Linked DNA regions of Homo sapiens: region 1 is linked to region 2. The links are chromatin loops, found by intact Hi-C in ENCODE. Cell type or tissue: PC-3. All regions are shown on one strand. Each heading gives the region's core, and the rest is flanking DNA. Links, peaks and the distances in the headings are about the cores only. Region 1 overlaps SRGAP1 (SLIT-ROBO Rho GTPase activating protein 1). Region 2 overlaps SRGAP1 (SLIT-ROBO Rho GTPase activating protein 1).

Region 1 (2,917 bases), core at 309-2,808, 120 kb after region 2:
AAATCTTGGAATTAAATGCTAAACAGAAAAGAACCTGAAGTACAGTTCCCGTCTTCAAAGAAGATGCTTATTCATAGATTAGGTATGTGGAGAATACTATTAAATTAAGTTTAACCTAAAGCTGCCTCCTCATATATTTTAAGTTTAGCCTAAAGGTTTCTCTGGACATAGTAAACTGAAACCTTAGTGGAAATATAAACAGACTAAAACCTCCTCTTGTGCCAGTGACCAAATTTTGGCCAATTAAAGGTGGCTGGGGGTTCAAACCGTATTCAAATAAGGCAAATGCTGAGCTGTAACCAATCCACCTGTTTCTGTACCTCGCTTCCATTTTCTATACATCACTTTCCCTTTTCTGTCCATAAATCTTCCACCATGTGGCTGCACTGGAGTCTCTCTGAGCTTATTACTCTGGCTTGGGAGGCAGCCCAATTCACAAATTGTTCTTTGCTCAATTAAACTCTGTTAAATTTAATTTGTTTAAAGTTTTTATTTTAACAATACAGATAGATGTGTATAATTAAAACTTAGCTCTAGAACAATAGTCTGGAAATCTTTCAAATATAGATTTTTGGTGACACATTTGAGAGTTCCCATAAACACTGTCAATACAAGTGCAACAGAAGTTCAATTAAAAATGGAGCAACTGTGGCTGGGCGCGGTGGCTCACGCCTATAATCCCAGCACTTTGAGAGGCCAAGGCAGGCAGATCACTTAAGGCCAGGAGTTCGAGACCAGCCTGGCCAACATGGTGAAACCCCATCTCTACTAAAGACACAAAATTAGGCAGGCATGGCAGCACATGCCTGTCATCCGAGCTACTTGGGAGGCTGAGGTATGAAAATTGCTTGAACCCAGGAGGCAGAGGTTGCAGTGAACCCAGATCATGCCACTGCACTCCAGCCTGGGCGATAAGGTAAGACACTGTCTCAAAAAAAAAAAAAAGAAAAAAAAAGAGCAACCTTTTGAAAAGAGCAACCATTTGAAAAGGCATTCATTCCTTTTTTGTAATACTGTACTCAGAAAACTCTTCTCTAAGAGACACAAAAACTAACAAATTTTCTTTTCTAAATCTCAAAACCTACCAGCTTTCTGTGCCGCATCATTATCAAGCAATGTCTCCACTGTCTGTCATGAAGTAAATAAAAGTGAAAACTTGTCACAGCCAAAGAAATGGTGAGCAAATTAATCAAGCCCTGGGGTCAGCCAAAGAAAACATTCCTCGCCTTTTCTAGTGCAAGTTTCTAAAAAGGTGCTCTTTTTCCCTACCTCTCCTCTAAGAACAGGGAATGGGCAGAACTCAGTCCTGCAGCAATGATCAAATCTCTCATTCACTGAGTTCTGGAATCTCCCCTGGTGCTTGAGGATTATAATTCAACTAAATGGTACTTGAACTGTGGTAATCAATATGAGCAGAAGGATAAAGCCATCACTTTCAAAGAAAACTTTGTGAACGGCATTGAGAAGACATCAAAAGAAATACACAGCGCCATTACATATGTAAAACAAGATGAGCAAACGGATGTCTTCCTGCTCCTTCTCCTTGGTAAATACTGTTCCAAAGCTGAATTCCACTGGTGAAAACATGCTAATTTCACAGCCAGACTAAAATCTGGATATCTTCAGAAGTGAAAAAGGTCTGACTTAAGATAAGCAGACACCTTTGTTCTATCTTAGTTGCTGGAGGTCTGTGAGAAGGAGCTGTTTGCATAAGCCGCACCTTCAGAATAATAAAAGTCAAGGGCAAAAGTCCATGTCTTCCACAGACCAACTGAGAAGGGAGTCAGAAATGACAGTCCAGTAACTGTGACATCTAATGCTTTAAGAACTGCTGGAATGTTTGTAAATGCTCGTCTTGTGCCAAGTTGGCTGTGACACCAAAAAGCCTGCAGGGTGGCACCTCCCCCGCAGGGCCTAGTGTCATAGGTCTCCACAGCCAGCCTTGGAGTAGGAAAGAATCACAAGGGATAATTTTCCTTAAACTACTACCTTTGCTGCATCTCACTAGTTTTGATATGTAAAGAATTAAGTTCTAAAAATGTTTTAATTTTCATAATAATTTCTTCTTTGACTCATGAGGTGTGTGTGTATAAATTTTTTTTGAGATGGAGTTTCACTCATCGCCCAGACTAGAATGCAGTGGCGTGATCTCGGCTCACTGCAACCTCCTCCTCCTGGGTTCAAGCAGTTCTCCTGCCTCAGCCTCCTGAGTAGCTGGGATTACAGGCATGCGCCACCACACCTGGCTAATTTTTGTGTTATTAGCAGAGACGGGGTTTACCATGTCGGCCAGGCTGGTCTCAAACTCCTGACCTCAGGTGATCCACCCACCTCATCCTCCCAAAGTGCTGGGATTACAGGCGTGAGCCACTGCGCCAGGCCAATTTTTAAATTTTTTATAGAGACAGTGCCTCACTATGTTGCCCAGGCTGGTTTCAAATTCCTGGACTCAAGCAATTGACCCATCTCAGCCTCCCAAAGTGTTGGGATTACGGAATAAGCCACCACTCCTGGCCTAAAACATATTTTTAAACAGGTCATGAGTCACAGAAATAATAATCATGGAAATTAGAAAATACACAGAGCTGAAAGATAAAAACACTACATATAAAAATTTATGCCTGGCTGGGTGCAGTGGTTCATGCCTGTATTCCTAGCACTTTGGGAGGCAGAGGCAGGCAGATCACTTGAGGTCAGGAGTTCAAGGCCAGCCTGGCTAACATGGTGAAACCCTGTCTCTACTGAAAATACTAAAATTGGTGGGTATGGTGGTGGGTGCCTATAATCCTAGCTACTCCAGAGGTTGAGGTATGAGAATCGCTTGATCCTGGGAGGCGGAGGTTGCAGTAAGCTGAGAATGTGCCACTGCACTCCAGCCTGGGCAACAGAGCAAGACTTTGCCTCAAAAAAAAAAAAA
Region 2 (2,917 bases), core at 233-2,732:
AGCACCAAAGAATTTAAAGAATTTTAAGAATTTACCTTAAAGAGTAAAATAAATGATTGGTCGCATAAATTTGTGTCTGCTGCTCGGAACAGATCAAAGGGCCATGCAGACTGGCTCATGGATGTAATCCCAACACTTTGGGAGGCCAAGGCAGGTAGATCGCTTGAGCTCAAATGTTTGAAATCAGCCTGGGCAAGATAGGGAGACCCTATCTCCACACAAAAAATTAGAAATTAGCTGGTTGTGGTGGTGCATGCCTGCAATCCCAACTACCCAGGAGGCTGAGGTGCAAGGATCGCTTGAGCCCTAGAGCTTGAGGCAATAGTGGAGTTGTGATCACGCCACTGGCACTCCAGCCCGGACAACAGAGTGACACCCTGTCTCAAACAAAAAAGAACAAATCAAGGAAGCCCATGGTGCACTCGGCCCCACACTGCATGAATCCTGCCATGGGGCCGCAGGCGGCTGCAGCTAGAGGCACCACTGTCATCATGGGAACTACAGAACATTAAAGCTGGAAGTGGTGAAAGCGTAAGTGCAAGGGGTGAGTTTGAGAAAAACTGTGAGCCTTATTTCTGCATAAGACATTGCAGCTTCCTTCCTACCCCTAGATTCTCTGACAGTCTATTAAGGCTCCCACCCCTTTTTAGAGGCGTTTTTAGGTTAGTATTGACCTGAATCATTTTTTTTAGACTCAAGGTTCATTTTAGTTTAGGTGAACAAGCAATTATTGAGTTTCCATTTTGTGTTAGGCAGTGTCCTAGGCACTGGAGATACAAAGGTTTGTAAGACACAGGTCCTTCTTGTTAGGAAGACAAATCCTAAACCAATCATTTACACTCTGTTCACTGCCATAACAATGAAGTGCAACAGGAAGCTATGGAAAGAGGAGCAGAAACTGACTCAGACTGGAAGAGTGTGGAAAACATAATGCATTGAAGGGTAAGTAGGTTACAAGATACACGGCAGTAACCACCAAGAAAGTGAAAAGACAACCCATAGATGGGAGAAAATATTCACAAATCATATGTCTGATAAGGAACTTGTATACAGAATACACAAAGAACTCTTACAACTCAACAATAAAAACAAAATCTCAATTTTAAAAATGGACAGGCTGGGTGCGGTGGCTCACGCCTGTAATCCCAGCACTTTGGGAGGCCGAGGCAGGTGGATTATGAGGTCAAGAGATCGAGACCATCCTGGACAACATGGTGAAACCCCATCTCTACTAAAAATACAAAAATTAGCTGGGCGTGGTGGTGTGCACCTGTAGTCCCAGCTACTCGGGAGGCTGAGGGAGGAGAATTGCTTGAACCTGGCAGGCAGAGGTTGCAGTAAGCCAAGATCGTGCCACTGCACTCCAGCCTGGTGATAGAGACTCCATCTCAAAAAAAAAAAAAAAAAAAAAAAAGGTCAAAGGGTCTCAACAGACATTTCTCCCAAGATGATATACAAATGGCAAATGGCCAGTAGCATATGAAAAGTTGCTCAATATCATTAGCTTTCAGGGAGATGCAAATCAAAAGCACAATGGGGTGCCACTTCACACTCACTAGAATGGCTATAATCAAAAAGATTTAAAAAAAGTGTTGGAAGACAATGTGGAGAAACTGGAACTCACACATTGCTGGTGGAAATGTAAAATGATGCAGTCCTTTTGGAAAACAGTCTGGCAGTTCTTCAAAAGATTACACTTAGAGTTACCATATGACTCAGCCATTCTGCTCCTAGGTATACATTCCAGAGAAATGAAAATCTATTTCCATACAAAAACTTGCACGTGAATGTGTGCAATAGCAGCATTGCTCATAATAGCTGAAAGGTGAAAACAGCTCAAATGTGTATCAACTAATAAAGAGATAAAATGTGATATAGCCACACAACACAATACTGTTTAGCCATAAAAAGGAATGAAGTACTTATTTACAACATGGATGAACCTTGAAAACATAACTTTAGTGAGTGAAACCACTCACAAAAAACCACAGTCTATAATTTCATTCCTATGAAAGGTCCAGAATAGACTAATCTATAGAGACAGAAAGTAGATTAGGGGTTGCCTAGAGTTGGGAGGGTTGGGGAAAAATGGCTGCTAAGGGGTGCGAAGTTTCTTTATAGGGTAATAAAAATGATGAAAAATTGATTGTGGCTCTGGTCGCAAAACCTGGCATATGCCAAAAGCCACTGAATTGCATTTTTGAAATGATAAATCATGTGATATGTGAAATACATCACAGCTGTTATATACATTGAAAGATAGCTATATCACAATTCCATGAAATGTTGGTTGTTGATACCTTTCTGATAATGATGATAGCAGTAATAGCAACAAACTCCTATTTCCACACCCAGTACTTTTTGGTACTTTTTGTCAAATGTCCAACATGGGGACAAGCACTTTAAAAGGATTTCATGAGCCCAAAGGCACTTAATGGCATAGAAAAGATTTACCTAATAGAATATTAGGAAAGACTTTTCACCATGAATGCCCCAAAACTGCATAAAACAGCACAACCACTTTTAGGCGGAAAAATGTGATCTCTGAGGAGGCTGTAAGCAGTCATTATTTAAATCTAGGTCAAGACCTACTAAATAATCATAATGGCAGTTTTAATGGAGGCTAAAATTTACTGTTTTTTTTTAAATGACTATTATTTCATTTCTGTTCTACCAGAGCATCACTACGGAATGAATCAATACCAATAATCCAACAAGAACAATGCACAAAATGAGTGTGCTTTTCAAACTGCTGCAATTAATTTGTTAAAAAAAAAGAAAAAATGGTTCCTCTCAGCTATAAAAATCTGCTAATACTTGCCAAATAAAATGGAATTGCCTAGAAACAGACGAAATGAAGGAATGTCTTGCTATTGCTCTCAGAAAGGGAAGCCCTAACTCTTAAAATAAATTTGTG

Evidence for each region. Peaks named below come from ENCODE experiments on the same cell type or tissue, not always from the same donor. Only the 100,000 strongest peaks of a DNase experiment are listed, where the experiment ranks them.
Region 1: a loop joins it to region 2, with 7 times the contacts of the local background. A loop is called at or near these places in 2 of 110 quality-filtered maps.

The regions. Positions count from the first base shown.
Region 1 is chr12:63,861,305-63,864,221 of GRCh38, reverse strand. The region is part of intron 1 of SRGAP1 (SLIT-ROBO Rho GTPase activating protein 1); the gene reads right to left. Among named protein-coding and RNA genes, the nearest start is that of SRGAP1, 18 kb to the right of the region's middle. In PC-3, for the core only: no CTCF peak of the experiment used is centred there; a DNase peak (open chromatin) is centred at 1,811; H3K4me3 peaks cover 1,259 bases; H3K27ac peaks cover 2,500 bases.
Region 2 is chr12:63,977,536-63,980,452 of GRCh38, reverse strand. All of the region lies in intron 1 of SRGAP1 (SLIT-ROBO Rho GTPase activating protein 1), which reads right to left. Among named protein-coding and RNA genes, the nearest start is that of SRGAP1, 130 kb to the right of the region's middle. In PC-3, for the core only: no CTCF peak of the experiment used is centred there; a DNase peak (open chromatin) is centred at 1,732; H3K27ac peaks cover 1,816 bases.